Linked DNA regions of Mus musculus: regions 1 and 3 are each linked to region 2. A link is a loop called in an ENCODE intact Hi-C map of the cell type or tissue named here. Cell type or tissue: left cerebral cortex. All regions are shown on one strand. Region 1 holds the start of Yipf4 (Yip1 domain family, member 4). Region 2 holds the start of Slc30a6 (solute carrier family 30 (zinc transporter), member 6). Region 3 holds the start of Ttc27 (tetratricopeptide repeat domain 27).

Region 1 (8,000 bases), 90 kb after region 2:
CTGGCACATTTAAACATTCATGTTAAAAGTTAGTTGTAGAGGGGTAGGGAGATGGCTTCATGCTTAAGAGCACTTGATGCTCTGGCAGAAGATTTGGATTCTATTCCAGCGTTCACATGTTGGCTTTCCAAAGGGGAAAATGAGAGAAAAGGATGCAAGGATGCAAGAGAGTAAGATTAAAGGAACAAATACCACAAATAAGAAAGAATAAATGAGCCAGTGACTAAAGATACAACTCCTCTGTCAGCTTAAAAGGATGAAGTTTACAGAAGACTAGTATCTATGAAAAGAAGCATCCAAGACTGTAAAGATACAGAATAACATTAAACACATGGCCAATGAGGACCAACTCAGCCAGGCTTGGTGGCACAGGTCTGTAACTCCATAACTCCAACACTTGGGAGGGAGCGGCAAGAGGATTGGGAATATGTAGCCAGCCTTGGATACATAGTAAGTTTGTAGGTCAGCCTGGGTTATATGAAACTCTGTATCACAAGAAAGAGGGGGGGGGGAAGGTGGGGAAAATAAAAGGAAAGTTGGGGCTGGAGAAATGGCTCAGCGGTTAAGAGTACTGACTGCTCAGCCGGGCGTGGTGGCACACGCCTTTAATCCCAGCACTCGGGAGGCAGAGGCAGGCGGATTTCTGAGTTCAAGGCCAGCCTGGTCTACAAAGTGAGCTCCAGGACAGCCAGGGCTACACAGAGAAACCCTGTCTCGAAAAACCAAAAAAAAAAAAAAAAAAAAAAGAGTACTGACTGCTCTTCTGAAGGTTCTGAGTTCAAATCCCAACCACCACATGGTGGCTCACAACCATCCTAATGAGATCTGATGCCCTCTTCTTCACTGTGTCTGAAGACAGCTACAGTGTACTTACATATAATAAGTAAATCTTTAAAAAAGAAAGAAAAGGAAAGTCATTCTATTTGGGGCCAATCCTTCTACATGGCTGTTGGAGCCTCTGAGTATGTCTTTCTTTTCTAGGGGTTTGTTCTTTTTTGAGACATGGCCTCATTACATAGCCTTGGTTGGCCTGGAACTTACTATGTAGACCAGGCTATCCTAGAACTCATAGAGATCCACCTGCTTCTGCCTCCCTCCCAGTGCTGGGACTAAAGGCATGTGTCACCACACTTGTTTTTCATATTTGTTGCCCTCTTCCAGCTTACTCCTCACCATACTCATACATGTAATTATCTGTTTGTCTGTGGCATTAGTAACTCTTCTGATAAGCTCATCACCCCAATAGTCATCAAGTGTCCTCTCTCTTTTTTTTTTTAAGATTTATTTATTATATGTAAGTATTCTGTAGCTGTCCTCAGCCACTCCAGAAGAGGGCATCAATCTCGTTACGGATGGTTGTGAGCCACCATGTGGTTGCTGGGATTTGAACTCGGGACCTTCGGAAGAGCAGTCGGCGCTCTTAACCACTGAACCATCTTGCCAGCCCAATTTTCCTCTCTTGAAACCACATCTGAAACCTTTCATCATGGGCTCTTAGCACCTTAGACAGACAGCATGTTAGAGGCTGTGAGGAGAGCTCAGACCCAAGTGCCAGAGACAGAAAGTATGGCAAGGGCTCTAAAGAGAGCACTCAGGCCCACACGGTGGAGATGTGGTCCCCTCCTATAGCTCTCTGAAAAAGGAATGCAGTTCATAGCCTAATTCTGAAACCAAGCTCTCTGGTTCTCCAAGGAGGCAGGCGATGTGGAATGGGATGTGTGCCCACTGTTAAGTTTCAAATTTTGGACAAGCAACTGAGGTGCCTATTTAATATATTAAAGAGGACCTGGCCTCCAGGTTCTCCCAGTATTCCTTGGCCCCTATTTGTTCCAGGGTGTGGCATACTCCATCCCCTGCCCTGAACTTACTGGCCCAGGAACTGGGCTGCCCTTCTTTCCAGAGGCTTTTCCCTAATATAACCCAGACATTTTGGTCTCCTACTCTCTCTGCACCCTTCTGGCTCCCTGCACCCCTGTCTCTGCTCTCTGTCTGTCTGTCTGTCTGCCCCTCCGCCCCCCTCTCTAATGCTCTTTTGTTTCTTTTGTACTTCTGGCCTCCTGCTGTTGTACTTGGTTCTCTTCAATTTCTTCCCTCCTGGTTCAGGGTCATGACCACTCTGGATTCTCGGGGGGGGGGGGGGGGGGGGCTGCCCCTGGCTATGACTCTCCTGCACATCTTTAATAAAATTCTCTTCCCACCATATCTAGGAGCGGTTCTGTTCTGTTCTTTACTTTTTTTTTCCTTTTTTAATTCACCCACAAATACCTTCTTTGATTTAAACTCCCCTCCCTGGATGAGAAATCCAGGCACCTAGAGAGAGGTCTCTGAGGTAGAGTTTCCCCGGCAGCACTCTCGGTGGGGTAAGGGTCAGTGTCTGTGAGTGGGAACAGCTGCTGCAGGTACCGCGGCCTGAGCAGAAGTATGCTCTGAATTTTACATCACAGCAATGGCCAACCTTGAATTATTGACATCATACCACATCTCTAGCTGAGAATTATACGCCAAGCGCTGGGTGTTTATGAACTAACAAGTAATAGTGGAGCTCAACCTGTACGTTCCTAAACACAGTGACGAACACTTCAGAGTCTCAGAAGTCCAGCACATCCTCTATTTTCACACTGTGCTGGATAGGTTTGGGTTTTTGTTTGTTTGTTTGTTTGTTTGCTTGTTTTTTAGTTTTTTGGTTTTTTTTTTAAGACAGGGTTTTTTCATGTAGCCCTGGCTGTCCTGGAACTCGCTCACTCTCTCTGTAAACCACACTGTCCTTTAATTCAGTGAGATCTACCAGCCTCTGCCTCCCTAATACTGGGATTAAAGGTGTGCGCCACCACTGCCCAACCTGTACTAGACAGGTTTAATTTGTCATAGGCTAAAGTCCTCTGAAAGAAGGGAACCTCAATTAAGAAAATACCGGGCTGGAGAGATGGCTCAGCGGGTAAGAGCACTGACTGCTCTTCTGAAGGTCCTGAGTTCAAATCCCAGCAACCACATGGTGGCTCACAACCATCTGTAATGAGATCTGACGCCCTCTTCTGGAGTGCCTGAAGACAGCTACAGTATACTTACATATAATAAATAAATAAGTCTTTAAAAAAAAGAAAAGAAAATATCTCCATAAGGTTAAGTTGTAAAGAGGCCTAAAGGGCATTTTCTTAATTAGTGACTGATGGGGGAGGGCCCAGCCCATTGTGGGTGGTGTCACCTATGAGCTGGTGGTCCTGGGTTCTATAAGAAAACAGGCTGAGCAAGCCAATAAGCAGCACTCCTTCGTGACTTCTGTATCCGCTCCTGCCTCCAGGCTCCTCCTGAGTTTTTGTTGTGGCTCCCCTCAGGGATGGACGATTCCCAGGAAGAATTAACTGAAATAATCCCTTTCCTCCCCAAGTTGCTTTTGCTTGTGATGTTTCGTTGCAGCAATAGAAGCCCTAAGGTACACATATTTAAAAGAAGTGTCATATGAGTTCAGGGGCCTTGAAGAGGACACCAGCATCTGATCCCTGGAGCTGGAGGCACAGGTGGGTGTGAGCTTCCTGAACCGAGTGCGAAGAACCAGACTTGGATCTTCTGGAAAAGCAGCCAGTGCTCCTAACTGCCAAGCTACCTTCCTCGCCCTCATTTCCATACTCAGTAACATTTGCTAACACCAAAGGAAGAAACAAGAAGTGGGATGAGGATGTACTCGGTGGACTCAGTTGGTACAGTGCTTGGGTAGCATTTACACAGAGGTTTGGTCCCCAGCACTGCATAAACCAGACTTGACAGCACTTGCCTGTAATGCCATCATTGGAAAGGCACAAATAGGAAAATCAGAAGCTCAAGGTCAAACTTGGGTATATATGGAGTTGGAAGCCAGCCTGGGCTTCATTATACCATGTTTTAAGAGAAAAAAAATTACTTCCTGGGCAACAATGCATGCCTTTAATTCTAGCACTCAGTAGGCAGAATCAGGTTGAACTTAGAGGGTCAACCTGGTCTACAGAGTGAGTTCCAGGACAGCCAGGGCTACACAGAAATACCCTTGGAGGGAGGGAGGAGAAAAGAAAGAAAGAAAGAAAGAAAGAAAGAAAGAAAGAAAGAAAGAAAGAAAGAAAGAAAGAAAGGAAGGAAGGAAGGAAGGAAGAAAGAAAGAAAGGAAGGAAGGAAGAAAGAGCCGGGCATGGTGGCACATGCTTTTAATCCCAGCACTTGGAAGGCAGAGGCAGGCTAATTTCTGAGTTTGAGGCCAGCCTGGTCTACAGAGTGAGTTACAGGACAGCCAGGGCTACACAAAGAAACCCTGTCTCAAAAAAACCACCAAAAAAAAAAAAAAAAAAAAAAAAAAAAAAAAAAAAAAGAAAGAAAGAAAGAAAGAGAGAGAGAAAGAGAGAAAGAAGAGAGAAATGTATTCCAGCTCCTTACTGCTTTTTACTCTTAGTATCTTGTGGTTTATCACTAGTTTTGATGGATTTCTAACCTTAATGCCTCTTATATTTACTTCTCTCTCATTTCTAGACTTCTAAACCTAGTACAAGAATTGTGTATATATATATATTTTGGGAGACAGCAGCAGATGAATCTATGTGAGTTCCAGGCAAGCCTGGCTCTATAGAGAAACCCAAGTGAGCCAGAACTACATAATGAGATGCTGTTTAAAAATATTATAATACATCTCTATGAAAGTCTTCATCTTTCCATATGTATAGTTTTAAGTAATAGTTCAAAGTATACTTGGCTATATCACTCCCTTGCCTCGGGAAAAAGGAACTTAAACTCTTCGGAGTATCTATAGCCCCTCCTGAACCTCTCCCTCTCCTTCAAAAGGGTTTCACTGTCTCTAGCTGGCCTGAACCCTCCATGGAGACCAGGCTGACTTTGAGTTCAGAGGTCTGCTCCTCGGGTACGGGGAATAAAGGTGCTCTCCACATGCTGCTCTCTTCACAGTTACTTTTCTATGTACTTATGGGACTTTTCTCTACACCAATTTTTTTTCTTCATAAAAACTCCATGACTTCTGGTTTCCCAAGTCCAGTCAATCACAACACACACACCCTTACATATTTCTCTTACATTTCCATTCACCCTCTGAGTACCAACCTATTCCCTCCCGTAAGAAACATTCTCTAAATTCCTTTGAGGATATTAGAGAATATGCCTTCCTTTTGCTCCATTATGGATTCATTGTGCGTCATTCATGTCTGTTTCACAGTCCATCCTCAGAGCACTCCAAATTGGAAACTACTTTTATGTAGTTCGAATATTAAACTATATTTACTTGAGCATATAAAAGGGGGTAGGAGCTGGAGAGATGGCTCAGCTATTAAGAGCCCATCCTGCTCTTGCGGTGGGCCTGAAATCTGTTCTTGATACCCATGTGAGGCTGCTCACGGCTGCTTGCGACTCCATTTTCAGGGGCCCAAACATTTTCTTCTGGCATCCCAAGGAACCTGCACTCAAACACATGTACACTGTAAGGGTTTTTGCTGTGATTAGAGGGACAAGGGATACACAAAATAACACCATGCAAACAAAACAAAACAAAACAAAACAAAACAAAAAAACCCCTTACTGTTGGGAAGTCAGGCCTCTTTTTCGTGACGCCTCCTAGGCGCTCGGCTGTGTCAAAATGAAGCTGAACATCTCCTTCCCTGCCACTGGCTGTCAGAAGCTCATCGAGGTGGATGATGAGCGAGCGCAAGCTCCGCACCTTCTATGAGAAACGCATGGCCACGGAAGTAGCCGCTGATGCTCTTGGTGAAGAGTGGAAGGGTTATGTGGCCCGGATCAGCGGTGGAAATGACAAGCAAGGTTTTCCCATGAAGCACGGTGTTCTGACCCATGGCAGAGTGCGCCTGCTGTTGAGTAAGGGGCATTCCTGTTACAGACTAAGGAGAACTGGAGAGAGGAAGCGCAAGTCTGTTCGCGGATGCATTGTTGAAGCTAATCTCAGTGTTCTCAACTTGGTTATTGTAAAGAAAGGAGAGAAGGATATTCCTGGACTGACAAATACTACTGTGCCTCATCGGCTGGGACCTAAAAGAGCTAGTAGAATCCGAAAGCTTTTTAATCTCTCCAAAGAAGATCATGTCCGCCAGTATGTTGTCAGGAAGCCCTTAAACAAAGAAGGTAAGAAGCCCAGGACCAAAGCACCCAAGATTCAGCGTCTTGTTACTCCACGCGTCCTGCAACACAAACGCCGACGTATTGCTCTGAAGAAGCAACGCACTAAGAAGAACAAGGAGGAGGCTGCAGAATATGCTAAACTTTTGGCCAAGAGAATGAAGGAAGCCAAAGAAAAGCGCCAGGAACAGATTGCCAAGAGACGTAGGCTGTCCTCTCTGAGAGCTTCTACTTCTAAGTCTGAGTCCAGTCAAAAATGAGTCTTTAAGAGGAACAAATAAATAATGACCTTGAATCTTAAAAAAAAAAAAAAAAAAAAAAAAACCCCTCACTGGAGAGATGTATTGGAGGGTAGTTATACAAAAGGCTGCCTCTGATGCACAGTGGCAAGCTGTGAAGGCTTGGCCTATATAAATGGTATGGCACATGTACACAGGAAGACTACTCCACCTGTGGTAACAGTGGAAATAAATTGAATTTGGCCGCTGGTGATGACATGGCTGCTGTCGCTGTTAACAAAGCTGGGCTAGGGGAGTACCAGGCTAAGGAATGTGGGTGGCACTCGGTTTACCAACATACACACATATACAGAAGTTTAGAAAAATGAAAAGCAAAATTTAAGATTATAAACATAGACGAGTAACTAGGAAGTTGGTTTAGAGGTTAAGAGCTCTTGCTCTCTTGTAGAGACTTGAGTTTGGGTTCCCAGAACCCGCATTGGGTGTCTGCAGGAACCGCAGTTCTGAAGGATCTGAAGCCCTCTTGTGCCTTCTGCAGGCATCTGCACACACACATACCCTCAAGCACACACGCATAGCCTTTAAAAATAAAAACCGGGCTGGAGAGATGGCTCAGTGGTTAAGAGCACCGAATACTCTTTCAGAGGTCCTGAGTTCAATTCCCAGCAATCACATGGTGGCTCACAACCATCTGTCACGGGATCCAATGCCCTCTTCCTGTGTGTCTGAAGAGAGCAATGGTGGTGTACTCTTGTATAAAATAAATAAATTAATCTTAAAGAAATAATAAAAACGTAGGTGAATTTGCAAACTTTGGGTAGTTTATTAGGGAACAGATGAAATCAGCAGCAGGCAAAAAGCAAGGGCTTCTTTGCCCTAATTTATCCTTTCTGGACTGCTGCCTTCTTCATAAATTAATTTGGCCAGAGTACTTAAACCGTAGGTGGAAATTTACAGCTTTACAATGACCATTCTCCGGCCTCTTAATTTTGTTGATAAGGAGACTAAGCTTTGTCACGACACATAATTTCGTAAACATCCTATATAATTAATATATAGAATTATTGTGGCAGAATCTTGTGGTCGGAAATGAGGGGTTGAAGTCCTAAAACTTAAGTAGTTTGTGTGTGTGTTGTGTGTGTGTGTGTGTGTTGTTTTTTTTTTTTTCCTTTGAAAAAAAAAGGGCCTCACTTTTTTGCCAATGCTGCCTCGGCCTCTCTAGGAGTTCCGGGAATTACAAGCGTGAGCCATCAAACGACTAAGCTCTCAAATTGTGTTAAACAACAACGAAGAAGATATGTTTATAAAAACTCAAACAGGGAAAAAGGTAGACAGAATTATTTAAGTAAACAGCTGATGAGGGCGGAACAGAGATTTCAGAGGCCACTTCCGGTGTTGGAGTGGTTTCCGGAATCAACACAGAAACAGCCAATCAGAATCTTCTCGCGGGAGCCAATAGTCGAGCAGATTACAAACAGCCAATCCCGGCGGCGCTGTCACTGTTATGGTCCTGTCAGGGCCCCGGCGTCGTGGTGCTTGGGTGCTCGCCACCGGCTGGCCTCGGGTGCGACCTGGTCGGCAGCCAGAGGCTGCGCTTAGCTCGCGCGTCCCCTCCCTCGGCCGAGCCCGCGCCTCCTGGCTCGCAGGCCGCCCCTTAGCAGGTCG
Region 2 (8,000 bases):
TGTATAGTCCCGCTTGTGCAGTTCATCCCAGCTTATGCAGTTCATTTGAAAATGAAATTCAAGCAGAACACAACAGGCAATTCAGATGAAGAGGTTATCAGGCTGCTGAAGCCGCTGGAAATGAGAAAGGAAATCTTGGAGAGGTAATTGATAAGTTGACCTCTGTCATCTGCAGATTCCTTTCAAATCCTTGCACTTTCCAAAATTTTCCATCTAGCAGGATATTCAAAGGAACCCAGCAGATAACCAAGTCTAAAGAGCTGACCAAAGGGAGCATTCCTGTACACCTACAATAGCCTGAGCTACTTAGACCCTGTCTCACAAAACAGACAAGCCTGTAGTGGTAGTGAATGTCTTTAATTCCTGCACCCTAGAGGCAAAGTGGGTGACTTCTGAAGCCAGCTTGTTCTACACAGAACAGTGCCGCTCACTCTTTGTGATGCTGCGACCCTTAGATACAGTTCTTCCAGTTTTGAACACCCCCAACCATAAAACTATTTTCATATCTGTAACTTTGCTACTGTTATGAATCATAATATTAATACCTGTGTTTTATGATGGTTTTTGGGTGACCCTGAGAGAATGACTGACTGGGCCAGCCAGGGAGGGCTCCACGGTAGACCTGTCTCAAAAACCACATCATAGGAAAAACCGGAAAGATGGCAAAAAATGCACAAAAATACTGCTGTTTGAGGGTAGAGTTTTAAAGTTGAAAATGGAAACTCTAAGGACAAAATGAACAGAAACTCTGACAACTTAAAATCATTTCGGTATCAAGGTTATCTTTTTAATAGTTTAAATCCAGAATAAATATAGCATTCTTTAGAAGAAAACAAGAGTTTTCACAATAGTACCCAAGGGCAAATACACAGTAATACCTAAGTTTCCAAAGAAAAGTTATGTAATCTACAATCAAAATAGATGGGAAGACATGCACATGTCTTCAGAGAAGAACAGTAGATGCCTTGGAAATGTTGATTATTGGAAAGGGGGCAAGGGATCCTAATTTTCAGCACACAAATAGAAATGACAAACTTGAAAACCACAAAATGTAACTGACTCAAGCATTCTATCAAATGTTTTTAATGCTAAACTCGTCATCAGAAGGGCTGACCAGGAACATAGGGAAGGTTTGTGACAGTGGGACAGCATCGTGCCTGTGAGAAGAGAAGAGTAATGGGAGGGAAACAGGTAACCGTGGATGCTTCAATTCTTCCCACCCCACCCCAGTCAAAAGATAGCCCTGAGCCGCAGAATCTGTGAAGTGCAGATTTTAAGATTCCTCACCTGTATTTCATTCCTCCAGCAGATCTACATTTACAGAGGCCAAAAAAGGGCTGTCTTAAAAGTAAGACCTACAAATAACAGCCTGGGGCCTGATGGTGTAGAAATCATTATTCCTGTGGTCCTCCAGAGTGGGGCGACAGACCAGGTGCCTTGAAGAGGTCATCTACAATGATGGGCTATTTATTTAAGTATGAGCAGTCAGTCAAGAATTAGGAATGGTGAAATAGAACTGTGGGAAAAAGTCTGTATTTTTCAGTATTGGATTTCAATCTAAGGAGACCTAATAGGCCCTAGGATTTGCTTAGGGGGGTGTATGTATTTCTGCTTGTTTCCTGTGGAGCATGCCTCTGAAAAATTAGGCTGTGTTTACATTTTTCCTGTATTCCCAAGCATAGTGAATTCAGTCCAGCCTGGGCTACCTGAGACATGACCTCATTTAAAAAGATAAATTTAAATGGGTCCTAACACAAAATAGTTTGCCGACGATCTTGGACATTACTGTTGTGTAAGTCAATCCGTACACATTCTAGTAAAGTCATGATTCAGATTTTATATTGCCATATGTTATATGTTGCCACCTTTTAAATCTCAAAATACACATTTTCTTTTGTAGTTTAGTGTTTGGTTTTGAGTGTTTTGTTTCCTTTTTAAAATATTTATTTATTTTATGTATATTAGTACACTGTTGCTCTCTTCAGACACACCAAAAAAAGGCATCGGATCCCATTACAAATGGTTGTGAGCCACCATGTGGTTGCTGGGAATTGAACTCAGGACCTCTGGAAGAGAAGTCAGTGCTCTTAACTGCTGTGCCATCTCTCCAGCCCTCTTTGTTGTTGTTGTTGTTGGTTTTTTGTTTTGTTTTTTGTTTTTGTTTTTGTTTTTGTTTTTTTGAGATAGGGTTTCGCTGTATAGCCCTGGCTATCCTGTAACTCTTGCTATCCTTGGAATCTTGTAAATCAGGCCTGCCTCAAACTCAGAAACCCTCCTGCCTTTGCCTCCCAAGTGCTGGGATTAAAGGGATGTGGTAACCAACCAGTTCAAAATACACCATTCCAATGAGATATTTTCTTTAGTTTATTCTGCCTGGAAAGCGGTATTTCCAAGAATACTTATAACTCAGAAATGACGCTCACCTTGTAGAAGCTTTTCTGAGGGACTGGAGAGATGACTCCGTGGGTAAGAGTGTTTCCTGCTCAATCCTGAGGACTGAGTTTGAATCCCAGCACCCATATTTGGTGATTTACAAAAGCCTTTTAACTTCAGCTCCAAGGCATTCTAATGCCATCTTCCGGCCGCTTCAGACACCTGAACACACAAATAAAATATTTTTACAAAACTCTGACCACTATGAATTATCTACCCTGTCAATATTTATAACATAACTCCCCCCACTTCTTTTTAAAAAACAGGGTATCACTGTGAAGTTCTGGCTGGCCTGGACCTCACAGAATTCTGCTTGCCTCTGCCTCTAGCTACTAGGACTAAAGGCATGATCCACCATACCTAGCACATTACCTTAGTTTTGACATTCTACTTACAAATAACTGAATTTTTTTTCTTCTTGCATGTGTCTCTTACTAGGATACAATTTCACTAAGATCAGTGCCTAGAAGATAAGATCTGCAAATACAATCTTTATAGGCTACAATGACTGTGCAAGAAAGAAACTGTAGAGATTTAAAACTCTGTTATGGGATAAAGCCAAGTATTTTCAGTTCAAAGTCAGCTATTCTGAGTTCCACACTAGCTTATGAAACATATAAGACTTAAGGCATGCTTCAGATTTTTAAAAATATTTTATTCTTGGACAGTTTCCTGGTATATAATAAATTTTAGTCCTTGTCTCACCCTTCCTTCTCCCCCACCCCCCACCCCCGAAAGTATTCTCCCTAAGAAATCCCTCTCTTATTGTTCTGTCTTTTTGGTACTTTACGTAGTGAAGTGTGACTTGAATTCAGTGTCCTGCCACAGCTTCCCAAGACAGGCACCATATACAAAACAGTGGACTCCAGCTACAAGTGCTTATTTTTTCCTTAAATTTGAGATGCTCTCACTAACTGGGGAGGCTGACAGTGACCTACTCTAAACCCCAAGTATGCTTGAACTGAATATTTCTACCTCAGCTACCAAATCTATAGGGTTACAGGTTTGCACCCAGTTTAGGCAATTGAACCCTTGTGTGTCATGCCTAAGGGCTCTACCACCTGGTGGTGGTGTCAGATCCTCTTAAACTGCAGTAGCCACTTGGATGACTGGAGTCAGGAAAAGCCATCACCTCTTTTCATTCATTCATTCATTCATTCATTCACTCACTCACTCACTCACTCACTCACTCACTCACTCGTTCGTTTTGGTTTTGAGACAGTTTTGCTGTGTAGTGTAGTCTTCCTGCCTCAGCCTCCAGCGTTAGAATAGTACGCAGGCGATGCTGCACCCTGACCGGTGACGTGCACCAGTAAAGTGCTCGTGGAGGCCAGAGAACAACCTTATACTTAAGGTTGACGTTCACCTGGGTTTTTGAAATCGAGTCACTAAGGATATGCCTGCCTCTGCTTTCCTGAGTGCTGAGATCAAACAGGTGTGGCCATCGTGACGGCGTAGGTTCTTGTGATTTAACTCGAATCCTTGTGTTCTTAAGCCAAGCGTTTTCTGCGACATTATTTTTAATGAAACAGTTGGGAATTTGATAAATGTATTTTTAACATAGGCTGAGTCTACCTCGAGGAGCCTGACCTCGAAATCAGCGAGACTTGCCCGGCCTTACTGTGACATTTCTTAATGTTCCTGCTTCTTCATTTTTAAAACAGGAGTATAAACTGTAATAAACTCACACTCTGGTAGAAGACTTTGAACAGACCTCAAAGTTCCTCCCAAGGTGATAAATGCCCACCCTTTCCCTGGGCGAGCAGCCCCGCCCAGAGCAGCTCTAATCCGCCCACTTCCCAGGCGGCGGAGAACAAAAAGACGGCGACCTAGGGTACATGCGCAGTCCCGCCCCCTCGCCCTGCAACCAATCGGATTCTGAAGGCCCGCCCCTTCCGCTTGAGAAATGCGACTTCTCAGAGCGTCTTCCGGCGGGAGCTGTACGGCTCCTTACCATGGTGAGTTGGCCGTGGGGTGTGCGGGATTCTTGCGGGATGTTTCCCTCCTGCTTCCTCGCTCGAGCGCCCTGCTGTACCGCAGCTGCTCGGAACCGCGTGGTCGGGCCTGCGCTGGGGTTCCCAGCGCTCGGGTTCTTGAAGGGTTCCTGCTCTGTGCCTCTACAGCTGGGAAATGCCAGATTTGCCTAATGTTAAAATTAAAGCTTCCTCTGAGAACAAGTGAACGCCATCAGCGACTTGAGGCTTGCGTGGGGCTTTCTAGGGCGTGTTCACTCGTTTGCTTTTCAGTGTTTGAATAGCTCGGCACTGAGCAGCGGCTACAGAAAGGGTTAGTGGAGCAGCTCGGGAAAGGTTCTAGTATACGCTATGGTTGTTGGAATGTCAGGTTTTTCCTAAAAATTATTGAGTTAATTATTAAGCTGAGTGTTTTGGCACATGCCTTTGGCCTACAACTCAGGAAACTGAGGCAGGAGGATTGCACTTCGAAGTTCACCCTGAGTTAAATAGAGACTCTGACCCGAAAAAAAAAAACAAAAAAACCCCATAATCTAAAACCAAACAACAAAACGCGTAAGTCAAACATAATTATCTCAGTATTCTGTAAAGGTGAACGGGTGGTTGCGTTTTCAGATGTCAGAGTGCTGACCGCCCTTTGAAACGATCACAAAAACTCATTGAGCCCTTACTGGTAACTTACATACGACAATGACATATTTGTGTTCTTACTGTTGCCACCATAAAGTTTCCTTCTTTGGAGGCCAGCCTGGTCTACAAAGTGAGTTCCAGGACAGCCAGGGCTATACAGAGAAACCCTGTCTCGAAAAAAACGAAAAACCAAAACATTAAAATATTATATATTAAAATGTCTAATGAAGATCTGTAAAAGAATTCACCGTATTCTTTTAAATTGTGTGGTTATGTGCACGTGGGTGCAGCTGTGGGAGAAAGCCAGAGACATTAGATCCCTGGAGCTGGAGTTACAGGGAGCTGTGAGCAGATGTGGATGCTAGGAGTCAAGCTTAGGTCCTCTGGAAGAACAGCCTGTGTTCTCAAGTACTGAGCCATCTCTCTGGTTCCCAGATTTTTTTTTTTTTTTAAATTTTGTGTATGGATGTTTGTCTGCCTGTTTCTTGGTGCACAAAGTACGTGTCTGGTGCCCGGGGAAGTAAAATGAGGGTGTTGAATCTCCTGGGAGTGGAGTTACAGACAACTGTGAGTGCCGTGTGGGCACAGGGAACTGAACTTGTGTCCTTTGTAAGAGCAGTGAATACTCTTGATTTGTGAATCATAGTTCTAGCCCTTGATAGGGGGAAAATCACACACAGTATTTTCATAAAATTTCAGTAATCCTTTGGGTACAGAAAATGGATAGGATAAACCAGTTGTGGTGCACGTCTTTAACCCAGCATTCTGGAAGCAGAGGCAGGTGGATCCTGAGTTTGAGGCCAGCCTGGTCTGTAGAGTGAATTCCAGGGCAGCCAGAGCTATACAGAGAAACCCTGTCTCAAAAATAAAAGTGTGTGTGTGTGTGTGTGTGTGTGTGTGTAAAATGAACAGTGACCAGACAACCTTCAGTTATTCCAACTTTAAAGAAATAAACATATACAATATACACGTTGTAGCAACAGTGAACAGCTTGCAAACTGTGTTGTTTGAATTGGACCTTTGTATCTAATTTGCATATGCTATTCCATCTGCCAGTATTATTGGTGGAGGCCAGATGTGGGTGTCAGGATGCCTCCTTAGCTGTGTTCCCTTTTTTTGTTTCCCCCAGTTATTTTGAGACATGGTCTTTGAGACATGATCTTGGCGCTTGTCTATTCTAGACTGGCTGGCCAGTAAGTTCTAGGAATCTTTAATTTTTGCCTTTCTGAGACTTGAACCTACAGCCAAATCCTCCCCCCCACAGTGGAATGTGGGGGAGGGGGAAAAACAATTTTATACTTATAAATATCTGTTTTATAAAACAGTCAACACATATATACTAACATATCATCTGCAAAAAGTGATATTTTGACTTCATCTTTTCCAATTGGAAGGAGGTTACAGAGACAAAGTTTGGAGCTGTGTCAAAAGGATGGACCATCTAGAGCCTGCCATATCCAGGGTTCCATCCCATAATCAGCATCCAAACGCTGACACCATTGCATACACTAGCAAGATTTTCCTGAAAGGACCCAGATATAGCTGTCTCTTGTGCCTAGCAAACACAGAAGTGGATGCTCACAGTCAGCTATTGGATGGATCGCAGGGCCCCCAATGGAGGAGCTAGAGAAAGTACCCAAGGAGCTAAAGGGATCTGCAACCCTATAGGTGGAACAACATTATGAACTAACCAGTACCCCGGAGCTCTTGACTCTAGCTGCATATGTATCAAAAGATGGCCTAGTCGGCCATCACTGGAAAGAGAGGCCCATTGGACTTGCAAACTTTATATGCCCCAGTACAGGGGAACGCCAGGGCCAAAAAGTGGGAATGGGTGGGTAGGGGAGTGGGGGGGAGGGTATGGGGGACTTTTGGGATAGCATTGGAAATGTAAATGAGGAAAATACCTAATAAAAAGTATTAAAAAAATGAAAATAAAACAGTCAACAAAGGGAGGCCCTAGATTTTTATGGTGAGAACATTAGTCACGGAGTGAAATAATATATGAGGTAGGTATACATATGTAGATTTGCAAGAATGTCCTGCGGACCAAACCAAAGGCCATATACTTGTATCATCTGCTAAGATCTGTTTTCAGGTTTATAAGGGGAATGGCTTTGTGACTTGCACATTGTAATGAAGACAATTCTGTGTAAAACACAGTGCTTTCTGAGAAAATGGCAAGAAATAGAACGATCCGCATCAGTAGAGTTACTAAAGATTGGCTTCTGATACATGGTGACAGGATGGTGGCCGTCCTGTGGTTAACTGCGAAAGCAACAACACAAAAGCACTGTAGTTTGGAATATAAGAAGACTGCATGTCAAAGGTGAAACATGAAATAGTCCTGTGAAACTTGCGCAGACATTCTCTCCCGTTCTCATTCATTCTCTGTATGCACACGTTATGGGTACCTGGACACATGTTAAGGACAGAGGTCAGTGCTAGGTGTCTTCATTCATTGTCCACCTTATCATGTGTATGTGGTGTGTGTGTGTCAGTGATGGACATTTGGGATCTTCCTCAGTCAACCTTCACATATTTATTTATTTATTTAAAGATTTATTTATTTATTTATTTATTTTTATGAATGTGAGTACACTGTAGCTGTACAGATGGTTATGAGCCCTTCATGTGGTTGTTAGAAATTGAATTTTTAGGACCTTTGCTCACTCCTGTTGACCCCTCTCTCTCTCTGGTCAACTCCACTCACTCAGTCCCTGCGTGCTCCGGCCCAAAGATTTATTTATTTATTGTTATTCATAAGTACACTGTAACTGTCTTCAGACATGCCAGAAGAGGGAGTTAGATCTCATTACAGGTGGTTGTGAGCCACCATGTGGTTGCTGGGATTTGAACTCAGGACGTTTAGGAGAGCAGTCGGTGCTCTTACCTGCGGAGTTATCTCACTAGCCTCTACCTTCACATATTTATTATATTATTTATTTATTATTTACTTGTTTG
Region 3 (8,000 bases), 320 kb after region 2:
ATTTTAAACAATGTGCTTCAAAAAAAAATGTTCAGTTCTGGCCATTACTCATAGAGTGAACAGTTCTAAAACCCATTCTGAGGGCTACTTGTTATTGTGTTACAGATTTTATTGTACTTGTTATTGGTTTTTAGATTTTATCTTTGTGCCAGACAGATGGCTCAGCCATTAAAGGCTTAGGTTCACAACCAACAAGACAAGTTTTTATTTTTTTATATTTTAAATTATGTGTATGTATGTGTGTGCATGTGTGACAGATAAGTGTAAGGAGCCCACAGAGGCTTGGAGAGGGCCTCAGATATCCTGGAACTGGAGTTACTGGCAGTTATGAGCAAACTGGTATGGGTGCAGGGACCAGGGCTTAGGTCCTCTGCCATTGTTTTAGATGCTGAGCCATCTCTCCAGCTACCTAACACTAAAATCACCAAAAAATGCATTAGGAGCTGTAAGAGGGGCAGGGTTTTATAAACATGTGGTTGACTCTACCTTAGATATGTTTTTGTCTATGAGAGCTGATTTTCCAAGTACATCTTGAATTGCTCAGTTAATCTGGTTTTGTTGCCAGTCACTTGTTGGCTTTATCTGTCTGGACAGTTGTTGTGTGGAACGACTGAGGATTCTGGACCGCAGACGTCAAGTGAATGTGAAGAGAACTGATATATTTAGAAGAATCGTGAGAGACCAGGAGGAAGACACATTGCCAACATCTAGGTTTAATCAAGAAAACAAGATGTGGCGACTCGCTGTGTCTACGTTACACAGCCGATTTGCTATGTGGTATAAATTTAGACACAGTACAAAATGTTAGCAATGTCCCAGATCCCTTCCTTGCTGGCCCAAAGGAGAATGAAGGGTATTTATGATCCATGTGCTACTCATTAGTCTGTTACCCATAAATCCTTGTGTTAGGAAACTTAAACGTTTTGAATGTCCCCAGGGCTAGTCTATCCTATGCACTGTGTCAGCCAATATGAATAAATACTTTTTTTGATGACCACTCGGGTATTTTAGCTTGTATCGTAGGGACATTTTCCTTAGAGTCTTTTCACCAGAAATGGTTACAGGGTTTGTAATCTTCATAAGGGGATATGGCTGTTGAGCTGTCAGCGTCTTGGAATGGTCCTCCATAACAGCTCGTTTGGCTTGGGGTTGGCATTAGGAGTCTTCGTTTTACCTAGGAAAGGGACACTGGGAACACACAGGAGGTGTGGCCAGTCCCAGTACAGATGTAAGAATGGTCTCGCCTGATGATGTGAGAAGAGTTAAACTCTACAGACAGTAGATCCCCATCTCTGCCACACCACAAGGGCTTTCAATTTTATTTTATTTTTTTATTAAATCCTTTCTGAGGGGTGACGCTGTGGATTAGACCCAGAGCTTTACTTAGGCTGAACATGCCATCTGTCACTAAGCCACACTCTGGCCCCTATTAGTATTTGTAGATTATCATTTTTAGGCCTGGGGGTGTAGCTCAGTGGTAGAGCCCTTGCCTAGCATGTGGAAGGCCTTGAGTTCAACCCTCAATACTACAGAAAGGCAAAAAAAATTAATTATTTTGCTATATAATTTCCCCTTATTCTATTAGCAAAGGCCAGAGAGAACTTAATCATAGATGATAGTGAAGAATACCTCTGGGAAAGGCTGGATTTAGAGCAGTGGCAATCCCCTCACCATGAGAATATGAGCGACACAGCAACCAACATTATGCTTATTTATTGACTTTCCACACACAACTGACAAGCCTGTCATGTCTTTTATTCAGTCCATCATGAGATGTGACATTAAGAGGGGTAATGTCCTGTTTAATGTCCCACCTCTAAAGTGTGTTATCTTTGAACCAGCTGAAAATAAGTTATGAACGTGTAGGAGGGTAAAAGTATCTTTTATTTGTTTGATTGTTATCTCTCAGGTTTACTGCCTCAGTCAGCTACCTAGGCCCTGTCCTGGAAACTTCCAGCACCCCCCACCAATCTTATCTAGGTCTAGAACGTTTTCAGCCTTTGAGACTTACTGCTGAATAAGCTCACCCTTTCTAGTTCTTTCTGAATTCTGGCTGGCTGGTTCAACTCAGCTGTTCTGGCTCAAACTCCTATCCAAGCTGACTGATTCAGTCTGGTTTCTCCTGAAGTGTCTGATTGAATTGCTCTGCTTGGCCTCAGACTAACTCTGGCAATCTGTTCTAATCTTCCATCTCCTTCTCATTATCTGGCTCATTCTCTCTTCAGCCTGTGTCTGTACAACTGTCCTGGTAAAACTGCCTCCTTTCCCCCTTTCTGCACTGCTCTCTTAAGCCAACTCTCCTTCCTTCCTCTCCCTTCTCGTGAGGGTTGTGCATATCCTAGTCTGTCAAATCTTTCCCTGATTCGTGACTTTGCCTGCCTCACAAGTATACATCACCTTCAAACATGGTACTTCTTGTTGGGCAGTGGTGGTGCACACCTTTAATCCCAGCACTTGGGAGGCAGAGACAGGCAGATTTCTGAGGTCGAGGCTAGCCTGGTCTACAGAGTGAGTTCCAGGACAGCCAGGGCTACACAGAGAAACCCTATCTTGAAAAAAAAAAGAAAGAAAAAGAAAAGAAAAGAAAAGAAAAAAAGAAAAAGAAAAAGAAAAAAAGAAAAAAAAACATGGAGCTTCCTTCTACAAACTACCTTTATCTTCATTTTTTGGGATTAAAGGTATGCTAAGGGTGTGTGTCTATTCCAGCCAGAGTAGCCATGTTGCTGTATTAAAATCGCTCTACATTTTCCCGATTTCTATTTAAGCTAAAAATTGTTCCAGTTTAAATATTATGTCAGAAACAGTTATCAATCCCATACATTTAACAGCCTGAATGTCCTTATGAAGACCCGTTGGTGCGATGATCCTTCATATCTGCCGTCTTGATAGCTTGGTCTTTAGCAAATGCCCATTTCATCATCAAGGCTTTCCAATCTGTGAGTCTGAAGAATGGTCTTCAGCAGGTTTGTTGAGCTATCTCCATGCAGGGGGCAGGTATTTGCTTTCTGTGTTGTGTGTGTTGCTGTCCTTCTAGGTCTCCTCCTTGAGTCCTGCCTTTCATGTGGAAGCTTCCATTACTCAGATCAGCTCTTTATTCATTTTGGTGGAGTGCTTGCTGCTCTTCCAGAGGACCTAGATTCAGTTTCTATGACGGGCAGCTCCTAACCTCCTGTGACTTCAGGGGACACAATGCCCTCTTTTAATCTTCATGGGCACCAGCACACACATGGCAGACATTCACACAGACACACATAGACATAGATTTTTTTTTTATAAAGAATTATCAAGGACCAGAGAGATGGTTCGGCATCAGGTAAAGGTGCCTGCTGGCAAGCCTGATTACCTGAGTTCAATCTCTGGGACCTACGTGGTGGATGGAGTGACGTGACTCCTGGAAGTTGTCCTTTGCTATGGGTGTGTTCAATGCTTTAAAAAAAAAAAAAGAACAACCTCCATGACATTGGGCAAAGACATACCTCGTTGTCAATGGTGTTGATCTTGTACTGGCTTGGTGGCCAAAGCTGTCTTATGCTAAAGACTCATAAAAATCAAATCAAGGGCTGGTGAGATGGCTCAGTGGGTAAGAGCACCCGACTGCTCTTCCGAAGGTCAGGAGTTCAAATCCCAGCAACCACATGGTGGCTCACAACCATCCATAACGAGATCTGAAGCCCTCTTCTGGAGTGTCTGAAGACAGCTACAGTGTACTTACATATAATAAATAAATAAATCTTTAAAAAAAAATCAAATCAACTCAAATCCAGGCAGGGCAGTGAGGGAGGAGGATGCCAGATAGAGACCTGTGAGCCACCATGCCACCCACAGACCTGCTCTCCAGCACACAGCTCAGGCAGGACATAGACACCTGCTTGCTATCACACCACGTATCATGGATTGAGGATGTGACCCAGGGTCCAACAGTCATGTGGCCAGCCTGCAGCAGGATGTGTGAGCATGTGGTGGTCAGATGGGAGAGAAAGAGAAGTGGGGCAGTTTGAGCATTATGAAGAGAGATGGAACTGGAGACTGAGGGAGGAGAGGAACAGCCTGTTGTGAGTGGCCAGCCCTGCCACCTGGTGCCACCAGGCCCCAACCCAAGCTGCCACGGAGGGCCATGTCTGAGGCTGTGGCTACATAATGGCAGGGGTCAGTGTTGGTATCTGTGGCTCATATTACCACTAGAGAACACGGGGATGTCCCTGATTGGGGCAGCCTACTGGCACCATGAAAATGTTCAGGGTTTGTACATAGCTGGCCCTGTACCCTACTGGATGTGGTGCTCTGGAGAGCTGGCCCCATCTCTTGCTAGTGGCAGCACTTGGGAGAATGAACTCTGTACTTCACCTGGACAGCACAGCACAGCTGACCCAGGAGGCAGGGGCGTGGGTGAGCCAGCCCTGAGGGTGAGAGTGCAGGGGAGCTGGCCCAGCCACTTGTCTGCTGCAAAGTGGCATGGGTGTGGGGAAGGCCTCCCCCCCATCACTACCTGCAGGAGTTGGGAGAACTGGCCCCAGGGTCATGAAAGCAAGTAAGCTGCCCCTGCCTCTTACTGGCTGCAGCACTTGGGAGAGTGGGTCCTGCACTTCTTCTGGATAGCACAGTAGTGCTGGCCCTGGTAGAGGGGGAGCAGGAGAGCCAGTCCCGAGGGCAAGAGCACTGGACAGCTGGCTCTGCCACTCATCTGAGGTAATATGAGTGTAGGGGTGATACCCTCTCCTTGTCCCCTTGCAACTTGTGGTAGCAGGGAAAACTGGCCCTGGAGGCATGAGATCATGAGAGCTCTCCCTACCCCCCCCCCCACATTGGCTGAAGCACTCTGGAGAGTGGGCCCTGCATCTCACCTGGACAACACAGTGGAGCTGGCCCTGGTGGTGCCAGCCCCAAGGGTGTGAGAGCAGGAGAGCTGGCAATGAGATTATTTATAGTTAAAAGTTGTGAAGAAGAGCCAAGCAGTGTCACACACCTTTAATCCCAGCACTCAGGAGGAGGCAGAGGTAGGCATATATCTCTGAATTCAAAGCTAGCCTGGTCTACAGAGTGAGTTCCATTTCAGCCAGGGCTCTACAGAGAAACCGTATCTTGAAAAACCAAACCAACCAACCAAAGAAGTTATGAAGCTGGATTTGTTGATGAACCACCCTCCAATTTCAGTGCTTCAGCACTCCAGCACTCCCAACAGGCAGAGCTCTAAGTGTAAGTCCAGCCTGGTCTACATAGCACGTCCCAGGTCAGCAGAAGTTACTTGGTGAGACCCTACCAAAAAATCAGTGACTATATGGATTCCTTATTTCAGGTAACAATGTTGTGTCATATAATATTGTAACTCACCCACTCTATTCCAGGGTCTTGATCAAAAGACCTCCTTCTCACTAGAAATGCCCAGGAGCACAGGGGAGTGTTGTATAATGTCAGGTGAAGGACAGTCCTTAGTACTGTCTTAATTTTACCTTGGGCTGCACAGGCTGTTTTTCTACAGTGAAGCAGAGTGAGAAAGAAAACATTTATTCTCTTAAAAAAAAAAAAAAAAGAGGCAAACAGCCAACTCTCTGCTCAGCAGCTGCCACACTTGTGGGAGGATATATTTCCTTGCAGGTTTTTTTCCACGTCAGCAAAGTGTTCTGGGTTCTATCGACTGAATTGCAGAAACTTCCAGGCTCTTGCCAGGTTTATGTGATGACAGTATCAAAACCAGACCTTTCTCCCCTTTTAAAGAAATTATTCTTTTTTTTTTCTAGTTTGTTTTTGTTTTTGTTTTCTGAGACAAGGTCTCTCTCTGTCGCCTTGGGTGTCCTGGAACTAGCTCTGTATACCAGGCTGTCCTTGAACTCAAGGATCCACCTGCCTTTGCTCCAGAGTGCTGGGATTAAAGACATGTACCACCGCCGCCTTTATTTTATGAGTATTTTTTGCTTGCAGCTATGTTTGTGTACCATTTATGGGTCTTGTGCCTGGGAGGCTAGAGGACGGTAACCGATGTTCTGGAGTTACAGGCCATTATGAACCACCTTGTGGGTGCTGGGAATAGAACTTTGTCCTCTGTTGAGCCATTTCTCCAGGTGGCTAGCTTGGAACTAAGGGCGAAGCTCAGGCTGGCCTTTAAGTTGCAACTATCCTGCATCATCCTCCTCCGTGCTAAGATTACACTTCGAGTTTGGTTTTCTTGCACTTTGAATCATCCAAATTATAGCCTATGCCGAGGAAGTTCGTTCTAGCCTGGGGCTCAAGGGCTCCATTAGAAGTAACTTCTACAGCCTGCGCTCCGTCTGTTGGGGAGAAAAGGCTCGAGTTATTAACCTCCAAGGACTTAACTTTGCCTCAGGTAGTCGCATGTTCCAAAGCAGGATTGCGTTCAACTGTCTCCACTAGCAACAACTCCCGGTTACTGCGACCGGCTGACCGACCCACCCAACTCTTTTCCACTACTCAGTCTGCGCATGCTCACAACCGAGTCTCCGATTGGTCGTCTAGAAGGAAGCTGCTCCAGCGTGGGTTTGTTTTCCCATGATGCTCTGCGTTGCTGTCATGGCTGCCTCCATGCATGTATAATCTCACATGGGAGTCTAAGTTTGTGAGCGCTATCCGTCGTAACAAGACGCCGGCGACTTTGGACCCTCCTCCTCTCGTTTTTCTCCTCCTTAGTGGGACACTGTATCGGGTGCAGCGATGCCGGGAATGATGTGGACGCCGGAGCTGGCGCTTCTGAGGGGCTTCTCCACGGAGGCGGAGCGGCTGGTTTGGAAGCAGGAGGGCATCTGTGGTTCAGGTGAGAGCGCTGCGCACTTTAGGTTAGTGCCAGAGCTGTGAGGACAAAGGATGCCAGCCCTGGGTACATAGGAGGTGTCAAGAGTGAGGGAGTTTCGCTTGATGGTCTGCGATCTGCTCATGTGACAGAAGTTTCCGAAAGAGACGAGATGAGTTTTTTTTAATGTAGAACTGACAAGTGAAAGAGAGTTCAGCAGGAAAAAGTCAGTGTTGTAAAAATGTTGAGACCAACATGTGCCTGGGGGAAATGTGAGGGAATCATGAGAGAACAGATGTGTTTGGATTGGCTTCCTGGGGCCGGTGTGTGTGTGTGTGTGTGTGTGTGTGTGTGTGAGAATATTGACGATAGGAAGGACAACTTTCCGGTGTCAATTGGAATCTTTGTGAATTTCCTGAAGAAGGGTAGTATGCCTATCATCATCATCGTCATCATCAATCATTGTCATTGTTTGCTGTCATTGTAGGTTTTGTACTTCTAGGAGACATGATATTTGTTGGTAGAATAAAAGTATACAGCCAGTATGCTGTTTATATCTTTTGCATCTTAAAGTATCTATGTAATGGATTATCATTTATACTTAAGAAATTCTGTTGCCTTACTGGACTCATTTTTAATATTACAGATATTGGAGTTTTCTTAGAATTGCTGTTAGAAGGGAGCTATGAGGCTTTGTTCTTCCATTCAACGACACAAACTATTTTAAATTCAACAATGATGGCTGAAGAAAAGATTGACAGCTACCTGGAGAAGCAGATAGTGAATTTCCTGGATTGCTCTACAGATTTGGAAGAAATTGAAAGGTAGTATTTTATTTGAAATTTCCACAGAGAAACGTACTAGGTGGGGGCTGGAGAGGTGACTTCGTGGTTAAGAGCACTTACTGCTATTTCAGAGGACTCAAGTTCAATTCCCAGCATCCACTTGGTGGCTCACAACTGTACAACTCCAGTTCTAGGATATCCAACACTCTCTTCTAACCCATGGACACTAGGTACATGTGTAGTATATATGTATGCACCTGGGCAAAACACTCATGTAATCAAATAAATAAATGAATAAATGAATAGGCTAATATCAACTTTTATAGCACCTTGACACTGTGAGGCCCTGGTATTTAGTAGTTGTTGAAATAACTGGTCTCAAGCAATCTCTGTAAGGTCTCTGGCCCAGAAGATCTAGAATGGAAAAGGAGAGTGGTGCAGGATTAAATGAGTTTTGTATTAGAAGGACACATCCT

Evidence for each region. Peaks named below come from ENCODE experiments on the same cell type or tissue, not always from the same donor. Only the 100,000 strongest peaks of a DNase experiment are listed, where the experiment ranks them.
Region 1: it touches region 2 in a loop (2.6-fold over the local background); 7 of 42 quality-filtered maps call a loop at or near these places.
Region 3: a loop joins it to region 2, with 4 times the contacts of the local background. A loop is called at or near these places in 2 of 42 quality-filtered maps.

What each region holds. Positions count from the first base shown.
Region 1 is chr17:74,481,669-74,489,668 of GRCm38, forward strand. It overlaps Yipf4 (Yip1 domain family, member 4), which reads left to right and starts at 7,825. Exons shown (of 6, transcript NM_026417.4): 1 at 7,825-8,000. It also overlaps the pseudogene Gm6476. In left cerebral cortex, no CTCF peak of the experiment used is centred here; DNase peaks (open chromatin) are centred at 3,610, 4,617, 6,186 and 7,807; H3K4me3 peaks cover 762 bases; H3K27ac peaks cover 638 bases.
Region 2 is chr17:74,391,278-74,399,277 of GRCm38, forward strand. It overlaps Slc30a6 (solute carrier family 30 (zinc transporter), member 6), which reads left to right and starts at 4,331. Exons shown (of 14, transcript NM_144798.6): 1 at 4,331-4,391. The coding sequence starts at 4,389. In left cerebral cortex, no CTCF peak of the experiment used is centred here; a DNase peak (open chromatin) is centred at 4,296; H3K4me3 peaks cover 1,740 bases; H3K27ac peaks cover 1,054 bases.
Region 3 is chr17:74,711,249-74,719,248 of GRCm38, forward strand. Ttc27 (tetratricopeptide repeat domain 27) reads left to right here and starts at 6,502. Exons shown (of 20, transcript NM_152817.4): 1 at 6,502-6,763; 2 at 7,386-7,563. The coding sequence starts at 6,664. In left cerebral cortex, no CTCF peak of the experiment used is centred here; DNase peaks (open chromatin) are centred at 681, 4,550, 5,564 and 6,455; H3K4me3 peaks cover 1,223 bases; H3K27ac peaks cover 732 bases.